Regions from separate parts of the Mus musculus genome. Here region 1 is linked to region 2. The links are chromatin loops, found by intact Hi-C in ENCODE. Cell type or tissue: left cerebral cortex. All regions are shown on one strand. Links, peaks and the distances in the headings refer to the core of each region. The heading gives the core; the rest is flanking DNA.

Evidence for each region. Peaks named below come from ENCODE experiments on the same cell type or tissue, not always from the same donor. Only the 100,000 strongest peaks of a DNase experiment are listed, where the experiment ranks them.
Region 1: a loop joins it to region 2, with 3 times the contacts of the local background. A loop is called at or near these places in 5 of 42 quality-filtered maps.

Annotation. Positions count from the first base shown.
Region 1 is chr7:55,801,808-55,813,399 of GRCm38, reverse strand. Tubgcp5 (tubulin, gamma complex associated protein 5) reads right to left here. Exons shown (of 23, transcript NM_146190.3): 7 at 8,705-8,819; 8 at 8,016-8,105; 9 at 7,254-7,347; 10 at 6,571-6,817; 11 at 4,687-4,889. Among named protein-coding and RNA genes, the nearest start is that of Tubgcp5, 13 kb to the right of the region's middle. In left cerebral cortex, for the core only: no CTCF peak of the experiment used is centred there; no DNase peak of the experiment used is centred there.
Region 2 is chr7:55,902,610-55,914,201 of GRCm38, reverse strand. It overlaps Cyfip1 (cytoplasmic FMR1 interacting protein 1), which reads right to left. Exons shown (of 31, transcript NM_011370.3): 19 at 9,937-10,013; 20 at 9,720-9,828; 21 at 6,764-6,883; 22 at 5,638-5,837; 23 at 675-762. It also overlaps the pseudogene Gm17907. Among named protein-coding and RNA genes, the nearest start is that of Nipa2, 54 kb to the left of the region's middle. In left cerebral cortex, for the core only: CTCF peaks have their summits at 4,619 and 8,563 (motif pointing left); DNase peaks (open chromatin) are centred at 2,639 and 4,432; H3K27ac peaks cover 774 bases.

The DNA.
Region 1 (11,592 bases), core at 1,997-9,996, 100 kb after region 2:
CGCTCCTCTTACTAGGTTAAGAGCTAGCTTAAACATTTCGAAACACCTTTAAAAACGCCTATACATTTTGAAACGAAGAAGCTGCAATTCTCAAAATGTAAACTGCCAGATCCTTACTTGGAAATCCGTCTAAATAGGGATAAATATAACATTCTTCATTTGTACGAGAGCCCTCCTGCACTGATTTGTTTTTTGTTAGCTCGACACAAGCTAGAGTCATCTGGAAAGAGGGGACCTCAGCTGAGAAAATGTGTTCCTCAGACTGGCCTGCAGGCGATGCTGTGGGGTATTTTCTGGATTAATGACTGATGTGGAGGCCCAGCCTATTAATGGTGGTAGTACCATTCTTAGGCAGTTGGTCCTGTGTTGTAAAAAGAAACCTGAGCGAGCCATGAGGAGCTCCTGCCTCTGCTCTGCTCTGCTCTGCTCCTGCCTTGACTTTCTGCCCTGGACTCCTTGGATGATGAACTATATAACATGGATGTATAAGTCAGACCTTTCCCTCCAAGTGTCCTTCAATGCTGCTGTTTTCACAGCAAGAGAAAGCGATCTAAGGCAGGAACTGTACCAGAGAGCAGACTATGGGTGTGCATGACCTGACTGCGCTGTTTTGTGTACCAGAGAGCAGACTATGGGTGTGCGCCACCTGACTGCGCTGTTTTGGGGAAGACTGTGCAAGGACTTTGGAACTTTGCTATGAAAGTCACTGAGGGGGGCTGGTGAGACGGCTCCTGCCATTATAACACAGCCTAATGAGCAGCTCACCCTATTGGGCAGATTTCCTGCAGATCAATAATCAAGATGTGTTTCATATAATAATGCTGTATAGATCTATTAATGACTTTCTAGAATTCCTGATTTGATTCAAATAATTTTAGGAAGAAAGTTTAAGGACATGGTTTTGTTCTGCCAAAGAGATGTAATAAAGGTAGAATCGAGACTAGAAAGGGCCTCTTCCTCATAAGGCAGTAAGCAAAGGCTGCATAGTGAGTAAAATGTGCTTTTATGAAGTGCACCAAGAAGACAAACAGGCCTGGGGCAAATTTGTGACGCAGGAAAATATTCATTCTAGGTCAGGCCCAAGGATGAGGCTACACGTTTGCACTACGATAAAGCAAGGCCATGTGAAACTGTTTTGGATTACGATGAGCCTGTAGAAATAAACACTGCTTTCAACTTATTATCAACACCCTTCTGTAACTCCCTTTTGTGTAACATTCTCTCTGTGAGGTAATTTTTTAAAAAGAACTTTTGTCTAAGAAGTTATAAAAATGCTGAGAGATAGAAAAAAAAAAGTGTGGTTGTTGGATGCCAGGCATGGTGGTGCACACCTTTAATCCCAGCTCTTGGGAGGCAGAGGCATGCGGATTTCTGAGTTCGAGACCAGCCTGGTATACAGAGTGAGTTCCAGGACAGCCAGGGCTACACAGAGAAACCATCTCGGAAAAGAAAAGAAAAAAAAAAGTGTGGTTGTTGGGATTCTGCTATATGTATGTATGTATGTATGTATGTATGTATGTATGTATGTAAATGTGTTTGCATGTATGCATGTGTACACTTGTAAAATTCACGAGTAGTTGGGTACAACACACACACACACACACACACACACACAGAGAGAGAGAGAGAGAGAGAGAGAGAGAGAGAGAGAGAGAGAGAGAGAGAGAATATGCACGACTTTCTCTCTATCCTGTTCTTTCTCACTGGCCACTAAGAGTTAAGAATGGACGAGAAGCCTGGCCCGATACTTAAGTTTTGCTATGGTCAGCACTATTAGTGGTAGTACTATAAATCCCCTTCAGGATTTGGGGTGGGGTTGGGGAGCGGGTGGCATGCAGGGGTGCAGGAGCCAGTTACTATCAGCACCGACCCCAATTGCTGATGCCACATCTTGCCTTCCTCAGTATACCTGGATATAGATCTGGCTTTTGACAAACTTGGTCATGTGTAAGTGTCTCTCCTGTGGTACTGGTTTTAAAGGCATGAGGACAAAATGGAGAGTAGCTGAGGCTTGTACCATAAGAAGCAAGGAGGGGCCATTGGTAAGAGTAGTCTCAGTTGCAGTGGAGACCCAGGATTTGACTGGGTCATGGAGAGAGGTGGAGGCTTGACACTTTTTGGCAGAACCAGACTCCCTATAGGGAAGCCAGGAGGCTACTGGGGAAAGTGCAACCTGTAGGAACTCCTGCATTAGAGACTCCAGAACACGGGGATAACTGCTAAGCACAGTAACATCTGTGAACTGAAGCTCACCTGAACTTATAAGGTGAGCTATGTGCTTTAAATGGCAAAACCCAAGAGGCAGAGATGCCTAAGCTCTTTGGAGCCCCCAAAATTGTAACTGGATCCCAGATTATACTATTAAGAGTTTCAGAGACAGGCCCAAAGAGGGATCCAGTTCAAGGATGGTCCCAAGGTCTGACACTATTACTGAAGCTATGAAATGCTCACAAAAAGGGATCTATCATGATTGCCCTCCGAAAGCCCCAACAAGCAGCTGAAAGAGTCAGAGGCAGATAGTTGTACCCAACCAATGGACAGAAGCAGCTGACCCCTGTTACTGAATTAGGGAAGGCTGAAAGAAGGTGAAGAGGAGGGCGACCCTGTAGGAGGACCAGCAGTCTCAATTAATCTGGACCCCCGAGATCTCTCAAACACTGGACCACCAAACAGACAGCAATCACCAGCTGATATGAGGCCCCTAACACACATACAGTAGAGGACTTCCAGGTCTGTGTTCATTCAGAGATGAAGCACCTAACCCTCAGAGCCTGGAGGCCCCAGGGAGTTTAGAGATCAGGTGGGGTGGGGAGGAGGTGTGGGATGTGAAGCAGGTGGATGGGGAGGGGCAGGGAATGGAATATGAAGTGTAAAAAATGAATTACAAATAAAATTAAATAAAAAAAAGAGTTTGATTTTGCTTTGCTCATACTATGCGGGTGCCCTGATTCCTCCCTCTCAGAGTAAGATGTAACTTATTTTGCGCATACAGGAGGACTTGATAGTTAGATTGTGGATTTTAGAGACACTTTATGTTTTAAAGAGACTGAATTTTTGAAGTTATACTCTTTTGTGTTGTTAGGATAAGATCTTAGAGATAAACAAGAAAGCCGAGGTTATGGCTTAATACTGACATACTTGTGTGTCAAATAGATAAGGGGTCAACTGTGCTGGTTGGCTTTTGTCAAGTTGACACAGCTAGGGTCATCAGGAAGAGGGAACCTCACTTAAGAAGAGGCTTCCATCAGATTGCCCATAAGCAAGTCTGTGGGACATTTTCTTGACTAATGATTGATGTGGAAGGTTCCAGTCCCTCTGGGTGGTGTCACCCTAGGCATGTGGCCTTAGGTTGTTTAATAAAGTAAGCTGAGCAAGCTACAAAGAATAAGACATCAAGCAGCATTCCTCCATGCTGTCTGTTTCAGTTCGTGCCGTTAGGTTCCTGCCTTAAATTCCTACTTTAGTTTCCCTCAATGATGGACTTGTAAGTTCAAGTGTTTAAGTTTAAGCCAAATAATCCCCTTTTTCCTCTAGTTGCTTTTGGTCAATGTATTTATCAGCAACTGAAAGCAAATGCAAACTAAGACATCTCCTTGAATGAAGATCAGATTTTGAACCTGACACAGCCAAGGCAGAGGCATATGGCTGCACTGGCTACACAGTACCATTGTAAGATGTCAACCAAGAATGAGAAAATGGGGCTGGCTACTTGGCTTAGTGGAGATAGTGCTGCCAAGCCTGTTAACCTGATAACCTGACTTTGATCCTACCAAGTTCTTCAAGTCCTCCGACCTCCACAGGCATGCTGTGGCACATGCGTTCCCACCTCTACTCCCAAATAAGCAAGAAAGAATGAGAGAATTATTTTATTCTCCTTTGGCTACTAATAGGATAAATACTGCATAAATGAAAAAAGTCAAATCCGTCTATGTTCTGAACTTCAACATTTAAATGGAAAGAAGACAAGAGTCCCACCAGCCACTGGAACAAAGCAGTACCTTACCAAGCAGCCTCTAACTGGATTTGTTCTTCTAACACAATTCAGCCTAGTCTCTTGTGTTTGATAGGTCTTCCCATGCAGCCTAGCAACACCTCAGACTCATGCCCTCTTCCCTCAGCCTCTGACTTCACATGTTCACAACTATCTTAGCCACTTAATATGTAAGTTCAGAGCATTAAATACATTTATACTGAAAATGTCCCACCCCTAGCTCGTACAAGTCTGTTACACACTGTGACCACTTTAGACACTCCAGGTCATAGACTTGTGATCTCTTTCCTTTTTAAAAAGGGTCTCACTATGTAGCCCTTTCTACATGGGCTATACTTTCTCATACAGACCAGGCTGGCCTTCAACCCAAGAGACCTGCCTACTACTGCCTCCTGAGTACAGGGGTTAAAGGTGTGCACCACCATTCCTGGCTGTGTTTTATGTAAAGTCTTGTTTTGTTTTTTAAAATGATTATCTGTATAAGTCACATAGGTATTTTTCACTTCTTGCTTTCCTTTTGCTTCATCCTCCTGGCTCTTCTGGTAATTAAAGCTGGTAAGCCAGCCATACATTTGGAAGCTGTGGAACTTTGAACAACTGCCTGACATACCATGAGTTAAACATCATTTAACAAGGAATTATACAGGTTCTATCTTTTCATCATGCACTTTAGTTCACCCAAAAGTCCAACATACTGTTTGTTCAGAGGCTTCGCCAACATTGTCATATTCAAGAATGGCCTTGTACAGGGTGTTAAGCAGGTGAGATGCCCGGACGACATTGCGAGTATCAGGTGGAACTTCTGCCACTCCAGTACTAAACACTTTGTCCAGGACCTTTAGCTGCGCCAATCGAGGTGCCAACTTGTTCACCACTATTGCAAGTGTTATGGTTGTATCTGTTAAGTATCAACAAATCAAACTGAATAGCAAGAAAAGACATCTGTGACCAACATATAATACTGATGCTAATAATGCCTTTTCTTTGACATATGGAAAGGCACAGCCAGATGGAGGGTGGTAAGTTTTAATATCTTCTCTTGTTTTTTAAAGATTTATTTATTATGTATGCAGTGGTTTGCCTGTATGGATGCCTGTAGATCAGAAGAGGGCACCAGATCTCATAGATGGTTATGAGCCACCATGCAGTTGCTGGGAATTGAACTCAAGACCTCTGGAAGAGCAGCCAATGCTCTTAAACTCTGAGCAATCTCTCCAGCCCCTTAATATCATATCTTAATACCATTATCTTTAATATCATATCTTCCTTAAAGAAGGAATTTCCATAAGTCAGAGAGAAAAAGGTAACTCAGACAAAAATAATGTATATGGGAAGACATAAATCAGAAAAGAAAGACAAATGGTCTTTAATGTTATTACAAAGGGCACTGAACTTCATGTAAAGAACATAAACTAAAGCTACACACGGTAAAGCTACAAAGAGGTGGCTCAACCAAGTTCTCAGATGGCACTGACACAGCTCCTTACCCTGAACATCAAGGCACTGTACAGTTCTATACATGTGCTAAAGTGGCAGACTGCAAGGGCGCTATGCCGCCCCCACTGCTGGACCTGTAGTCCGGCTAATGCGCCGCAGTGACATGGCAGTCTCCTAGCTGACTCTATGTTATAATTATGGAGACAAGCAAACATGGGCACTCTTTGTGCTACTCTGTCCTTAATTAAACAAAATTAATTAACAAAACAGAAAATTACAGGTGGAAAAACAAAAAAAAACCACATACTCGTTGAACATTTTACACCTGTCATATTTGTAAAGAACAAAAGTTTAGTAATATATAACAAGACCCTGCCGGCAAGAGTATAAACTTCCCTATATTTTCTTGTAGAGAAATAAAGAAAAATCTAGCAAAAGTCACATGTTATTACATAAAGTCTTTGATGTATCAGCTCCACTGTGCATGTGTGTAACTGCTGCAATGTCTAAGAGGTAACCACTGCAGGTCCTGCCAACCGTAGAGTGGGCGCAGTCCCAGTGTCCAGCACGGAGAACTGGGGTGTGGTATGAACAAACAGTTTTCTGTAGAAGGGAACGAGGGAGCTCTCTCTAAAAGCATGTGCAGAAGCTGCCTGTCTGGCAGGGGAACTGGAACAAGAAAAATGATCACTGTAAGCTCTTCAGTAATTTTGGGTTTTTAGAGACAAATGTCTTAAAAATAAAATGTAAGGTAGCTTCAAAATTATTTAACATTTTTATTTCATTTACGTATTTGTGTGTGCGCGCGCACATGCATGTGTGTATTGGGGCCGGGGGGAGGTAGATGTGTGTGTGCCACAGTGCACATGTGGAGGTAGAGGAAAACTTGAAAGAACTGGTTTTCCCCTCTATTATGCTAGTCCTGCAGATTAAACTCAGGCTGTAAGGCTGGGTGGCAAGTGTCTTTATCTGTTGTGCTATCTCTCCAGGCCTAAAATCACTTTAAAAATGAATATATTTATAAGAATTACTTATTTGCCATGTAATTTTTAAATGTTTTATCAATAACTGAATAACTTTAAAAATATTCCAAGTGAGTTAGGTGGCTTTATGAATTAATAAAAAAGAAGAAGATGACCTACCACTACTGATAACACACTTCTCAATGTCTGTAAGCTCTTCCTTGAAGTTAATGAAGTATTTGTAGAGGGCCCACATGAAGGCCTGGTAGGTTCTAAAGGGAGCGTCAGGTTGCTTCTTAGGTATGGGGCCATTTCCCGGTGGTAGACTTTCAGAGCTGTGCCCCATGACTTCATCAATGAACTCCTGGAGCCGAAACACAACCTGGCCATACGCTGCTATTTGTTCCAGCACAGATCGTAAACAGCTCTATAACACAAGTCAAGTGTAAGTATTCAAAGCTGCCTTCTACACAGGTTCAATTGTAAAGAAACTGTGTGATACATGACAAAGGAACATAATGAGTTTAGTTCATATTTAAAAGAAACAGTGAACAATCAGTTCATACACACTACAGAATTACGGCTTATACTTTTTAAAAACACACATAAAGTACAGAAAAAAAAATCATTACAGTATCCAGCTTTCTCGATATAGAATATAAGAAAAAAAATTAAATAAAAATTAAATGTCACAAATATTTAAGAATTGGCTAAGCCCAGTAAGCACAACTTAATTTTGCTTTGTAGAGCTTTAAAATTTATTCAATAAATTTGATAATGTAAAATGCCCTAAAGGCATATCACCACCATTTAAAAGACTGCTTAATTTTAAATTTAATTTTTAAGCAACAACAGATACTTACATGTGTCAAGTGAGTTACAATAATATTGTTTCTCACAGTTACCTTCCCATCTATCAACTGAAATATAAACATCTTTTTCACCCCTGAAAGTAACCTGAAATGAAATAAAAAAAGATCAAGATCAATATGCTTGAAGTCTACTAAAATAATCATTAAAGTATAGTTGAGAATTTTATTTTGAAAATTCAGAATTGGGGGGCAAAATGGGTCAATTGCACGAAAATGGGAAGAGTGTCAAACTTCACAGGATTAAGACTCAAGATATTTATCTCACCATCATTTATAAGTTCAATCACCCCACCACCCCCGCCCCGAGACACACAGACAGACACACACACAGAAAGACACAGCCGCTAAATTCCTTAAGATACAAAGATACCCCTGCATGTTTAAAACTGTAAGAATCTTGATCGAATATTAGTACCATCTAGACCTCATCAGAGGCTGCAGTAGACTCACAGTGTTGGGTACAAGCATAGACAACTCTCACAGACACATTTCAAGTGAAAGAGTCAACAGCAAACCTTGCTTTAAATTCAGATATTCAAAAATGATGGTCTAACTCGATCCCAAATTATTTAAAACGGGAAAGAATTTATCAAAATTACACATGCTTCACAGTGAAACCTAAAGTCTGAAATTCATCCCTAAGGCCTGTTGCTAGCCTCCAAGTAGAATGAACATCTTGAGTCTATGCCTTAAACACAGAAGAAAACAATTTTACTTGTCACTAGTACAGCCTCCCAGGCTGATGCATCTTACCACAGGGTCTCCCGAATGACCTGTGTCTCAGTAACCACCACCCTGTCATCTGGCACGTACAGAGGGTCACTGCTGTACAGGTGTTGATCCCTATTAAAGAGCAAACATCAAAGGTCAACAGAAAAGTTTTAAGTAAAATTACTCGTCTCAATGACTATATGCAACTTTATACTCAGCAATGAACAAATAAACACAATAAATGCCTTAAGTTCACTCTATATTCGTTTTTCAGATTCACTGGAATCTTTTTAGTGAAGCATGTTCAGAGCAATTACAATTGTGTTTTGTCATTCAATCAACTGCTTAAAACTATGCAATTTTTTTAAAAAAATTAGTGTAATTTTATAGTAAGTGCACTCAAATGGAAATTAGATACAGGCTAGCATACACCAATCTACTTAAAATGAAGATAAACATAGTACCGTTAGTAATTTCATGATATTAAAATTAATTAGAAATTACTCAAGGGAGGTAAGACTTAGGTCAGCAAAACAGTGCTGTCTAATGTGTCTGAGACCTTCAATTCATTACCACCATGATGTTATGTGCACTCTTGCATACATTCCACTACACTTGTTTAAAACTAACAAGTTTACAATTCCAGACTTGATTTAAATCACAAATCAAAGTTGTATTTTTAACCATCAAAGTTTGTTCTGTCATTATATTAAACAAGAAGTTTAGCTTACCAGACAGCAGCTAAATTGGAGTGCAGATGTGCACTGTGTGGAATTCGGAAGCGCCTGGTTGTCCAGTACTGATGAACTACATGCTGTTCCAGCCAGCTCCGGCTATCTGGCTCATCTGCCACAAAAAGTGGAATACATATCAATCAATTTTTACAGTGACTAGGTACTTTCACCTCCTCCTGACCAAAAGTGTAGCTCCCTAGGGATGAAACTCTGTCTATGAGGGCTCTCCCATGGCCACAGTGTAGTCTGTGAGAAGGCTGATCTAGATTTACTCATGTTGTCACAAAGATAGAAGGTTTAAGAATTAGAAGGACCAGGTGGTGCAGTGCATGCCTTTAATGCCAGCACTCGAGAGGCAGAAGCAGATCTCTGAGTTTACGCCAAGTCTAGTCTAGTTAGTTCTAGGGTAGCCAAGACTACACAGAGAACCCTTGTCTTGAAAACCCAAAAGAATTAGGAGGGGATAAAACTGTTACTGCCCACAAATTAAAAAGCCCCCAAAAACCCAACAAACTACCAAATTTACAAGGAAGATTCACCAAGAATGTCCAACACAGACAAACCACAGAAACCAACAGTGTTCTTCTATACCTACGTAATCAAAGTAAAACAAATTGCTCAAGATCCACAACAATAAAAAATGCTAACAGGCGGGCCGGGCATTGTGGCACAGGCCTTTAATCCCAGCACTTGGGAGGCAGAGGCAGGTGGATTTCTGAGTTCGAGGCCAGCCTAGTCTACAGAGTGAGTTCCAGGACAGCCAGGGCTACACAGAGAAACCCTGTCTCAAAAAAACAAAAACAAAAACAAAAAGCAAAAAACAAAACAAAAAAATTGCTAAGAGACACAGAAAGCACTAGATGAATACTTGAGAATATAAAAGAGAACATGGCCAATAAAGACCTCACAAATCTTAAGAGGATGGGGTGGCTCAGTGGCAGAGTATGTTTACTTCCAAGAAAAGTCTAACAGAATATAAGATGATTAGAGAAAAATGGAGGTATTGTCAGCTTCCCCAAGTTAAATCTATACATTTTCTAAAACCCTAACTAAAAATCCAGCTGGAATTATTTGTCTCACTGCTTCTAAAATGTCCATAGAGTACAGGTTCACAAAGAGATAAGGCAATTTTGAAAAGCAGTGAAGGATAGAATATGTATTCTCTACATTAAGACAGAAAACCACAAGCTACAAAACACCAAGTCTGTCCCTGGGTAGACAAACACTAAAGTGGCAGAAGATCTGTAATAAAGTACAAAGGAGAACCTGATGCATAATCAAGATAAAACCATCAAACAATGATGTTGCTAGTCTTTAGTCTCATGGTATATAAAAAGCAGACTCTGGAGACATCTAATGATTCAAATGTGATCCTATCCAGAGTCTAGTCAGGAAAGTGTAGTCTTCATCTCTCATTAAGGAAAACTCTCTTTGCAACGGATGAAGACAACTATAGAAAAAGACATCCAACCAAAATGCAGATTTGTAGAGCCCGGTCCCAACTGATGCATCTTCAAGACTCCTGCATCTAAGGCTCAGAGACCACTGCAGAAGAGGAAGCAGAAAGACTGTAGAAAAACAGGGAGTTTGCTTTGCGGTTCTGCATCCTAGGAATGTCAGTAAATCCCCTCAGAAAGTCTCACCAACATGGCTGCCTGAACATAACCTGAACAAGGTCAACAACAACAGACAAGTTAATGTGCATCTGAGAAAGTTCATGAGATCTCAACCCTACACAAAGAACTACAAGCCACCAAGGAATGCGGAGAGCTTGGGGACGGGGGAGCCTTCCTCAGGACAGAACACACCAATTGGTGGTCCAATACCAAATGTAAATGGTCAGCCCTGAAAACATACATACAAATTAGCATTTAGTCTAAGTAGTTTGTATTCAAGTATGAGATAACAAAAAAGCCATGAATTTAAAAGAGAACAAAAGGAGGAGGCATTTGAGAGGGCTTGGAGAAAGAAAAGGGGTAAAAGATACAATTATTTTAATACCCTAAAAAAAAGGAAAATAAATCCTCCCCAAATGCAACAATAATAAAACAAGCCCTCACAAAAATACAGGAAAATGTTGGTTTTAAGCAAAAATTTCAAGACCAAACATTGACCACCTGAAAAATTGTTTTGTTTAAAGATTTTAAATGTTTCTTTATGTAACAGTTTGCGAGTGTGTGAATGTATGCGTATGCCTGCAGTGCGCGGAGAAGTTAGAAGAGGATGCTGGATCCCATGGAGTTGGATTACAGGCGGTTCTGAGCAGCTCACCTGGAAGCTGAGAACCGATCCCTGGTCCTGGGAGAGCAGCATGCTCTCTTAAGTGCTCAGCCACTTCTTCAGTGGCTAAAATTCACTGGTTTGATTGAAAAATATGAGGAACAGAGATTATTTTTGATTTAAGCAAGATGATTAAAGCTATCTGCAAAATGTTTAACTTGAGAACTAACATCAGCAAAGAAATGTAGCAGAGAAGGCAATAGATACAAAACCAAATGACGTGGGGCATGATGGTACACTTCTATAATCACAGCACTCGGGAGTCAGAGGGAAGAGAAGGGACTCAAAGAGACCCTGTCTAGAAACAACCCAAACTCCACTGGAACAAGTAAATGATGGCAATTATCAAGGAATACACAGAAGAATCAAGTCAACAACTATGTGAAGTCTTTAAAAAACAAGTTGTCAGCTAAGTGCAAACAGACAATTCCCTAGACCTAATTGAATACTTAGGAGATTATGGAGGCAGGAACTTAATATCAAAGCCGAATTCTCACACAAGAGCAGATGGAGCTGGGAACTTGGGGAGAAGAGGTAACTTGGGGCCTATCATCAAGGGAAAGTGTGTTGGAAATACAAACTGCAAACTTCAGACAGTTTAAGAA
Region 2 (11,592 bases), core at 1,349-9,348:
TATAAAATGCTTGGGGCCTGCTTGTTAATGCTTTCCTCATCCATCCAATAGTCTGTCTGTCGGTCTGTGTGAAGTCACTGGAGCTTGTCTAAATTCCTTTCATCCAGCAATCAAGAATTTGTGCGCGCGCACATGTATGTGTGTATGAATTTTTCTCTTTATAGCCAGCCCCAGATAAGTTTTGCACACATCAGAACAAAGTATAATGACACCTATGCATGAAAATGCTATAACCAACTAGTATTTGTCTGCTAAGTTAAAACAACTAACTTTTAAAAATCACCCCAGTTTCTTCAAGGACTAAAAAGGAATACCTTTCTTTCTCAGTTTTTTATCAACTTGACAAAGCCTAGAGTTATCTGGGAAGGGAAACTCAGCTAAGAAGCAAGTCTGTGGGGTGTTCTGTGGTTAAAGGTCAGTGTGGGAGGGTCCAGTCCAGGGGGGACAGTGCCACCCCTGAGCAGGTAGACCTGGGAGCGATAAGGAGGCAGATGAGCGAGTCAGTAAGCATGTTTCTGTCCTTTCCTTCAGCTCCTGCCTCCAGTTTCTTGCTGATTTCCCTTCAGGACGGACGACAAATGTGAACTGAAATAAACACTTTCCCTTCATGATTGTGGTCAGGGGCTTACCACGGCAATAGACGTCGATGGTGACATAAACAGAAAACAACCTACCTTGGATCCATGCAAATACTGGGGCTGTGCGTTAGGCTGTTTGTCTCTTTGAAATTCCTGAGAAAATGGTAATACTGTCCGAACAAACCTAAGGGAGAAAGCATACAAGAGAAAATAAGGAAAACCAAATTTAATAGCAAATTCTTTAGCTCCAAAAGTTTTATTATGTATTGTAAATCTTTCTCATTGTTAACTGGTAACATCAAATAGGAAAATTCTAGTAAATCAAACCCCCCAGAATTAAATATATATAAATTCTCTAAAATGCCATAAATAATAGTAAATCCAAGCCAGAGTAGGAACCTCTGTTGTCCTTCTACCTATAAACACATCTTCTAGTTCACAAAGGCCTACTAGCATCAAAACTATCTTGAATGTAATACAGTACTTGATACCTATAATGAACACATTCTTGGCTTTGGGATGTACCAGAAACAGGGGAAGACAGGAGTCTACAACATGAGTGGTGACATCCTGGGTACTTAGAGCACTAGTTTTGGACTATGAAGAAGCCAAGTAAAATATGTTTAACCCAATTCAGTCAAGACTGCATCTAGAAAACGACATTAAATTTCAAGCAAAAACTTTCAAATTCCTGTTGAAACACAGGGCTGGAGAGATGGCGCAGCAGTTAAGAGCACTGGCTGCTCTTTCAGAAGGCTGGGTTCAGTTCCCTGATAGCTCACAATCGTCTGGAACTTTGGTTTCAAGGGACCAAAGTCCTCTTCTGATCCTACATGCCCTAGGCACACATGTAACACCCACACAAACATGCAGGTAAATGTTCACACATGTAAAATAACACACACACAGGTTTGCGGATAATATACGCCTGTGAGCTTGGTGAACTCACATTGTAGTACAGCAAATTAAAAAGGAAGCACCTTTCAATAGTTAGCAGAGAAAGCAAGTGCATCCGAGAGGCCAGGAACCTGCCAGGCCAAGGGTTTCACAGAGAGAATGCGGTTAAGGGGCCAGATTCTCGCCTACTGACCGGTAGGTGTCAGACCCTAGTAACAGTGGGCTGCAAATCTTCTCAATTTGTATTCGGGAAAAACAAAACAAAACAAAGCAAAAACCTCTGTATGTCATCTTTCAAAAGGATAGTATGTATCCACGCTGCGGCATGGTGATATCAGAAAAGTCCCACATACCCTCAGGCATTTGAACCTTTGGTCCCCAGTCAATGGCGCCATCAGGGTAGGTACTGGGGTGGGGCTTTGATGTTTCAAAGTCTGTTTCATATCTCAAGATGCAAGTCCTCATCTTGCTGCTCCAGCTGCCATGCCTGCCTGCTGGCATGCTTTTCCACCATGAAGGTGATGGACTCTTAACCCTCTGAAAGTTTAAGCCCAGACAACCCCTTTTTTTATTAAGCTGCCTTGGCCACGATGCTTTATCACAGCAATAGAAGTGTAGTGGATGCACCCGGCATACACAATGCTCACTGATGGCCTCTTGGATCACACCTGGGTCTACGCTAAAGAGAAACCCTCAGAATAAGACTGGCATGAGAGAAAGACCAACCGTATGACGTGACCAGAGAGTGAGGATGTAGGCTGGGTGACAGCAGAGGACGATGTGGGAGGGCAGTTGCTGGTGTTTTAGTGAGCCTGGTCACGTGATAAGAACCACTTGGCCTCTGCTGGCACAAATCTTCCTGTCCATATCAGATGCTTCAGTACTAGGAAGGTAACACATCTCCAGGACGGAAAGCAGCCCAGTCACTACCACTAGGAATCTCATGAAAATCTACTACCTGGGCAGAGATTTTTCCTGAATTCAGCCAGCTGGTCAGTGAATGGTGGACCTCAGGACCTGAATCACTAATCACTAGTACTAAAATGACGGCAGTCTTGTGAAATACTATGCCCTCGGGTACTAGAGTTCATCGGGGTTGTCAAAATCCCTGAATAGGGAAATTGTTCAGCACCAACCCCCACAGCTGTAGCTGCACACTAACTTGAAAGTCAAGTCTCAGCACTTCATTGCCCCGTTTTGAGCTGAGCCAGCAGTTCCCTTCCACGTCTGACTCGATAAGCTCGGTGAGTTTCCTCAGTTACAGCTACACTGTTTTGACTAAACTTGCAAATTTGCCACTATTAACTTCAATATTCTTTCCACTCCAGCGATAAGCTCTTACTAGAATTACAACTATAAGGACATGTGACATCATGCCACAGTTCACAGAGGCCATTCTCATTTTGTTCAGCAATTTTTTCCCTCCCAGCTTTGCATCAGATATTTCCCGCTGTAACAATTTTGAATTCAGTGGCTTTCTGCAAAATAGAATCTAACATTTAGCTAAGCAAATGGAGTTTTCACTTCTGATTCTGTGTTTACAGTATTAATTCAGTCCATTCTCTTCTATAAAATCATTATCTCTGTTATGTTTGACTTTCTTAAATCTTTACGGATAATTAAATGGCTAACACTCTTATCTTCTGACCATACTTGGCACTGTCATCTCTGCCTGTGTTTTATGACCTGATTTTTCCCTTCATTATAGGTCACCTTTTTCTGATACTGGGCTAATTCCAGATTGGGTGCGGACACTGTAATATCTTCTTATTGGGTTCTGTTTTCTTTTAGAGTGTTGATTTTGAGGCAGCGAGCAGCAAAGTTTATCTGCATATCAAGTAAACGTTTAATGATTTGTTTATGGTACTTTTATGGGAAGGCAAAGCAGGCAGTAGTTTAGAATTTAGACTAAGGCAAGAGACTTTACAGATTCTATCAAGTGCTGAAAAGGACAGCAAATGATCCATCTTGCTACGAGCTCTGTGAATTACTCAGACTCCAGCTCCCTAGCACCACAGAGCTCATGCTGGTTTCAAGAGCTGCTTTTGTGAGAGTGCCACCTCTTCCACATTTGACTCTACACATCCCAGCTGTCTGAGCTTCCCCAAGCTCTACTGTGTTTCGTCCTGCAGCAGGATTCCCAAGCTCTACCCTGACTGACCTTCTCTGGACTTTGCTCAGAATGTGCTTCTAGACAGGAAGCTAGGACAGCCAGGAGACATTTCTCTTGTTTCCTTTATGCAGAGCAAATGACCTGTGTGTTTTGTCCAGTTGTCCTCTTATTTAAAGAAAAGGAATAAATAGACTCTGCTCCTCTTCCTGTAAGGTAACTTTAACCCATTAGTACCTATATACTTTTCATCTAAAGCCAAGATACCAAAAACAAATACTGAACTATAGAGGGAAAGTTTGTTTTACAGCAGTCAGAATCAGCAATTCTTAAAGTATTTTGCCTTTCGTGTAATTAACTGGACAAGTCACCATAATAAGAGAAGGGATCTTTTCCGTGTTTAAGGAAGTTCAAAAACACAGAGTGATGATTCAAATGAATATGGTGGTACTGAATTGCAACCGGAGATACCAGAATGTACTCAGTTTTAAGATATAGATAACTGTATAGGAATAAAATACAAGTATACATAAATACTACAAGTTAAAATGGGGCCATCCAAAAGATATTTTCAAACTCCTTTTCCATAGCACAGAAGGTAGAAATAGGGCCATTACTCATGGACTTGGTGATAAGATCAGGAGCTGAGAGTAAGGCCCCTGATCTATATGGCCATTGTCCTTACAAGAAGAAAATAAGGGTCAGAGAAAGAGATTCAGAAGGAGATAGTTTCATGGTAAGTGCAAGTCCTGGCATGATACTGCTACAAACCATGGAGTGTCAGGAACAGTTGCTACATGAGCTAGCGAGAGTCAAGCAGAGATTCCACCCAGAGTCTAAAAGGGAAGTGTAGCTTGCTGACACACTGTTTTGGACTGTAAGAAAACACTTCTCCATTTAACAGCAGCCATAGAAAGCTAAAGCAGTGAGCATATAAATACTCCCTAGTGTTACCACCTAAAGGCTCTACAACAGTGACATCCTAGTACCAGTGAGCACACCAACTACCCACACACTCCATCTTGTGGTACAGAAGATAAAGTGGTACTTATAAAACAGTGGGGATACACATACACCATTGTAATGATAGGTGCTCATGGTGCTGATTACAGAAATCAACTGAAGACACAAACTCTAAGGTGGAATCCCTGATTATACTTATAATCATCAACAAAGAAAAGAATGTTAACTTGGACAATGCTCATTAATATTTGCAAAGGAATGAAGGAATTAGAAACTCACTCTTCAACCACCAAAGGACAAATAAGCATTTGTCACAGATGCTGAAACTAGTGGGTTAGATACCTACAAAGTATGACTATTAAGTAGTCTCAGTTGAGTTACCTACAAAATCTAAACAGAAAAGTGGTAACTGCAAAGTGGAGAAACTTCGGAGCAATGACCTGCATCAGACTCAGAAGTCAACTTGACCAGTGGTAGACCTATCATCTTAAGAGAATATCCTCTTCCTGGTAATCTTCACACAAAGAGAACACACTGGTCGCAGGGAAATTCCATTCTGCCAACCGGTGTATGAAATATGAAACAACCGTTCTACCACCAAACTGACTGCTTTATTCCCATTGATACAACAGGAAGAAGGTAAGTGGGAAGGAAGGCATTCCTACACTCTCATGATCCTCAACACTTCAGATAGAAACATGGAAGCAGAATCACCTGCCACGAAGGGAGACTAAAAGTAGGCAGTACAGTTCCAGCAGCCATTCCAACGCACATGAGATCCTGTCTACAGGCACAACTAAGTGAGCTGGCACAGTCCTGGCTCTCCCACCTCAACAGCCAGTCTTTCACCAGTGGTCTATTTCTACATGAAAAGTGATGACCATCTGGCCAAGTCCTGGCCCAGGGCTATCCTTGTAAATAGAAGAAAGCAGGAAGGCCTGAGAGACCAGAACATGAGAAATCACAGAGGAAAAAGGAGGGATAGAGTTAAAGGGGGAAGTCTGGAAAGTCACGGCAGAAGATCACCCGCTGTAGATGCACCTGTACTGGAGTGTCCAAACATGTCTGTGATACTAAGGCCATGCTTACCGGTTGGTAGAGCCATTATAGCAGTAGTTGGGCAAGAAGTCATAGTTTAGCTCCCAGAAGACGTGGAGGGTAATTCTTCCATAAGGTGCAGACACGTTGTGGTTGGCTTCCCGGAACATGGCATCAAAGCTGTCCAGTGTGAGGTACCTGCTCAACAGCTTGTGTGTCATACGGTTGATTTCTAAGAGTCCATCTAGCTCCTACAGGATCATAGAGACAAGGATGTGAGATGAGGTGGGCCATCCAGGAAAGTTCCTAGGAGGACTAGTACATGGGGGGATACAGACAGTGGAAGGTTGCAATGAGGTGGCCACCAAGATGTGGGCCATAACCACATGAAATTGGACTTTTGTAGGTGGCCAGAGTTTGGTACTCAACTTAAGCTCCTCCTTCTATAGTCATAGCCACTGGGCTCTGGTCTTTTCTCCTCTATGGTCACTTTCACACATCCACTACTGCCCACAAGCCACCACCTACTTGGGCAAAGGCAATTTGGACAAATCACTACCTAACACCTGTCAATGTACTATCTAAGTCCTAAGCTCTGTCCCCCCCACCTGTATATAACCCAACTGGTGTTGGACACTTTGGGTCAGTTTTCCCAAGTAATAAACTCCATATAGACAAACCCAAGTAATATACTCTGTGTGTGTGTGTGTGTGTGTGTGTGTATATATATATATATATTCCTTGACTTACAATGGAGATATATCATGATAAAGTAATTGTAAGCAGAGATATCAGTAGGTGATAAGTGAATTTACTATACTTAGCCTTTGCAATATTATCATTACTTAGGCCAGTTGCTTAGCCTATAGTTGGGACAAAATCATCTAACACAAACTTTTATAATAATATATATAAATTCTTCCTTTCAGTCTCTTCATTTCATTCTTCTCTAAAGTGGAGTCTGTAGATTTTATCTTTGTCCTCAGTGGGTGTAATTTATTTAAGATCAGGATTATTTTCTCTTTTAAGTTAATGTAAATTACAAATACTAAGACTAGGCAGTCATATGATACTTGACATGTTCAGTCAGTTCCCATCTTTTATTGCCTACTCAAGAACTGACCTACGATTAATTTAACTTATCAATAGAAAGGGAAAAAATAGTTCTAGTACTTACGACTACTGATGTTAAATCTTCACTTTCAAACCGTCCAATTGCCAGTTCTAGAGATTTGTACATGGCTGCTGAAACGCGCTGTGTAATCAGACGGTTGAGATCAATGGATCTCCCGAGCAGCTAGAGGAGAGAGAAGGCAAGGGATAGCAAGGGAAAGAATAAGCACAAGGCCTGGTGGGACGCATCAGTAGGGAAAGGCGCGATCGCCAAGCCTGACCTCCTTATTTCAATCTCTGGGACCCAAATAATAGGAAGAAATAAGAGACTCATGAAAGATGTCCTCTGATCTCCACATACACTCCACAAGCCCTCACCAAAAACATATAAAGAAATATTTTTTTTTACAAAAAGGAAACACAAAGATTTTTAAAAACAACAAAAACAAACAAGCAGCAACATAAAACACCCAAGACATCTATATCAAAAGAAAATACAAAAAATTCTGTGTGTGTATGTGAGAACATGTGTGTGCATTCACTCACATGAATACACACAAGTGATGTTTAAGCTGGTAGCCAAGTCTACAGAGATGCTGGACTCTACCATTGAGCCTCAAGCCAGACGATACCGGGCCTACTACTGTATTCAGAGTCTGCAATGGAGCAAGGTACTATTTAGTACATCACTATTTGCTGTTTTAGTGATACACACACATAGAAAATATAAATTCTGAATATGGGAGAAAAGATGCCTGGTTCGTCTTCTTGAGTCTGCCTTATTTAGCTTATATGGTGATTCCCACTTCTTTTTCCCTGTAGATTTCATTCTTATTCTCAGGTCAATAAATTTCTATTTTATATAGATACCACTTTTGTTTTCTTAATTCACCCGTCAGTTGACAGGCTAGTTCTATACCTTGGCTATTTGAATAATGCTTCAGTGAACATAGATGCACAAGTATCTCTGTGGTGTGCTTATTAATGCTCCGCGTGTGATCTTTATTCATGTAAAGGTCTGAATGCGGGGCTCTTGGAGAAGGAGCAACTCTCCCAGACTGGACCTGTTTCTTAGAAGCCAATGAGGGTTCAGAGAGCTGCAATTTCACCCATGTAGTTAAGGGTTGTCCAATATAAAATGTAACCTTCTTATACACAGTATAAGTATAAACCTAACATTTCAAGCTAAGGTGGGAAGCCCAGTAGTGTAAGCTGAGCCTTGGGCACATAAGAAGCCCTCTTTAAAGCTGTTTGTCAGGGTTGTACAAGCGACTCCCAAAACCTCCTAAGCAGAGGCGGGAGCTAAGTCCCTATTGCTGAAGACATCATGCACTTCAACCACAAGTCCCAAAGTACTTGACTCAAAGCCTTCCTCCCTAAGAACTAACTTCCATAGAACCAGAAGATGCCATACAAGTGTCCCAAGGAGGAGGCACCCGAAAGTCTCACCTAACATTAACTTATGAGTCACAACGACCAAAACCATGGCATAAGACCTAAGGGTACAATAGTGGCACACAAACCTTGGCAGTAACCAGCAGCTAACTCATTGGACTTAAGACCCACTCAACAGGAGGGGAATTATGCCAGGTACTGGAAACCTAGCCAACTACCCAGAACTAATGAAGTCATGGATCTCAGAGGAAAACCTGTAACTGCCAGTTTTTATTAAACTCATATATTCCCTAACTAAATTCTCACAGGTAAGTGCAGTTCTCACCCCTTGTCAAGAAAATGTCTCAGGGCTGGAGAGATACCTTGGTGGTTAAAGAGCATTGTCTGCTCTTCCAGAGATCCTGAGTTCAATTCCCAGCGACCACAAGGTGGCTCACAACCATCTATAATGTGATCTGATGCCCTCTTCTGGCATGCAAACGTACATGCAGATAGAACACTCATACATAAAATAAATAAATGAATCTTTAAAGAGAGAGAAAACTTCTCTTTGCAACAGACAAGAGACCATTACAGAAAAACAGAACCAATCAGAACACAGAGTTATAGAGCTTAGTCCCAAATGATATATCTATAACATAATTCCTGCACTAAGGCTCAGGATTGTGGAAAAGTAGTCATAATGATTATAAAAGAACAGAGAGTTTGCAGTGAGATTGTGTCTCCTATAAATGTCAGAGAAGCATACCCACAAAGTCTCATCAACATGGCTGCCTAAATGTGACCTGAACAGGGATGACACAAATAGATAAGCTAACATGAAAAGGGGAACGCTTATGAGGGAGGCCTGACCCCTACACAACTAAGAAAGGCTGAGAACGGAAGAAATCGTCTTCCCAGGGAAGAACACAAAAATTGGCTATCCAGTACCAAACGGTTAGCCCTGAAAAATACAAAATTTATTATATATTTAAAGAGAGAGAAAGAGAGAGTAAAGAAAAAGGAAATGAACTTGAATTTGAAAGAGCAAGTATTTGGGAGGCTTTGGAAAGAGGACTTGGAAGAGGGAATTGATGTAAGTATATTATAATCTGCGGTAGTTTGAATGATGATAGCCCCAGGTTCACAAGATTAAATACTTGGTCCCCAGTTGGTGGAAGTGTTTGAGAAGGACTGTGCATAGCTTTGTTAGAAGAAGTGTATCATTGGGGGAAAGGCTCTGAGGTGAGGTTTCTAAAGACCTATGTCATTTCCAGAGTTTTACCTCTGCCTAGTGGCTGTGCCATCAGATGTGGGCTCTCAGCTACTACTCCAGTATCATGCAAAACTGCCACATTCCCTGCCCTGATGGTCATAAAATCTAACCCTCTGAAAGCATAAGCCCTAAATAAATGTTTTCTTCTCTATGCAGCAATAGAAAAGCCTTTAAGAAAAAAAAAAAAAAAAAAAAGACTAGCTTGGGCAACCCTGAGATCTCAGAGAGAAGTGGTTATGGAAGGAAAACCACAAAACACCTTAATACTTTGTTATGACATTCACATGCAACAATACCTGTCAGAATCTGGCTAGCTCTAAGGCAAACCAATCATTTCCAAGCCCCACTTCAGCAGAGTCCCTCAGCTCACCTGCACGTGCCTTTGCTTCAACAGCGTCTCATAGCGGTTAGATGGGGGGAGGTGGATCGTGGCTCCCTGATTTTTGCATTCTGACCGTAACCTTTTGTCAAGAAGCAAACTGGTGCAGAAGAAAGGCAGGACATTTGTCATACACTGTTCATTTTAACAGAAATCTCAAACCAAATTATCCAAGATTCTGCATGGGAATCACAAACGAGACACTTACCTTCCTGCCATAACCTTGTAATATGCAAATATCTGGTCTGCTAGTTTATAAACAAATTGGTCAAAACACAGATTCACCTGGCAAAAAGCAAACCCATGTTAGATCTCAACTCCTGAAACCAGGATCAAATCACAACTCAAAAACAAATGTTTCTGCTTTTCCTTGCTTATTTTGCTGTTGTTTTAAGCAAGCTTTGATTCATTATATGTCACAAGTGAACATTGAACTCAAGGTCCACTAGACTCAGCTTTTTGGATCCTTGGATTACAGGCATTAATTATGTGCCACTATTCCTAGCTTCAAACTCCTGCTTCAACACAAGGTGGGGCTCTCGTTTTGGTTTTTCAAGGCTCGATTTCTCTGTGTAACCCTGGCAGTCTTTTTTTTTTTTTTTTTTGGTTTTTCGAGACAGGGTTTCTCTGTGTAGCCCTGGCTGTCCTGGAACTCACTCTGTAGACCAGGCTGGCCTCGAACTCAGAAATCCGCCTGCCTCTGCCTCCTGAGTGCTGGGATAAAAGGCGTGCGCCACCTCACCCGGCCCTGGCAGTCTTGAAACTTGCTCTGTAGACCAGGCTGGCCTTGAACTCAAGAGATCCGCTTCCTTCTGCCTCTCATGTGCTGAGATTAAAGGCATGTACACCACTACCTGGCTTGAGGTCCTTATTAGAAAAGAAAGTAGAGATGATCTTACTGTCCAACAGAGCATATAAAGTGTGCTGTGACCAGGGATGACCACCATGCCAGCATAGAAAATTAGATGGGAACACCACTGAGAAAAGGCCAGGCACGGTAGGAAGCACATTTCTGTCACAGCACCTATGTAGCTGAAGAGGATGAGTTCAAAGTTGAAGATATGCTACGTACTATGTTCAAAGTACATGATCTACTTGAGAAAATGATCCTTGTGAAATCCAGCGCAACCTGCCCTGAATATGCCAATAAACTGATTATATACTGAAGATGGCGGCTGTGGCAGGCAGGAAGGTTGCTCTTTCCTCGGTTGTTCAGAATATGAGTGCTACTCCCAGGGGTATTTCTACTTTGGCAGTTTTCAGGCCTACTGCTTCTAGAAGAACCTGCTTGACAGACACACAGTGGTCTGCCTCTGCCCAGGCAGAGTTTGCCTTTAGCATCAGTTGCTCATTCCATGCCCCAGCTGTTCAAAGAGCTGAGTCTTGAAGACTGTAATCGGAAATACTTGCTGTCTGTTTTCCAGCCTTTGGATCTCACATTTGTTTCCTATGGATATCCTTGCTGTCAGTGATAAAGCCAATGACTTTCATGACTGTTAAGTAGTTTCAGTTTCAGATTTCCATCTTGCCCAAAGAAGAATGGTGGATCACTACACAAAGGAAGAATGGTGGTTTGGGCCACACGAATATGCTGTTGTCAATTTAACTAAGCAAATAGCCTGAGATTGCAGGGCACTGCTGAAGGTGCTGGCATTGCATTCAGAGGCCTCTTCATTATTGACCTTAATAGTGTCACCAAGCACCTGAGTGTCAATGACCTTTTGGTAGGAGCCACCTGGAGGAAACCCTCAGTTGGTTAAGGCATTCCAGTTTGTGGAAACCCATGGAGAAGTCGGCCCCAACAGGGATACCAGAATCCCCTATGATCCAGCCACCCAACAGCTTCCAAAGACTACTTTGAGAA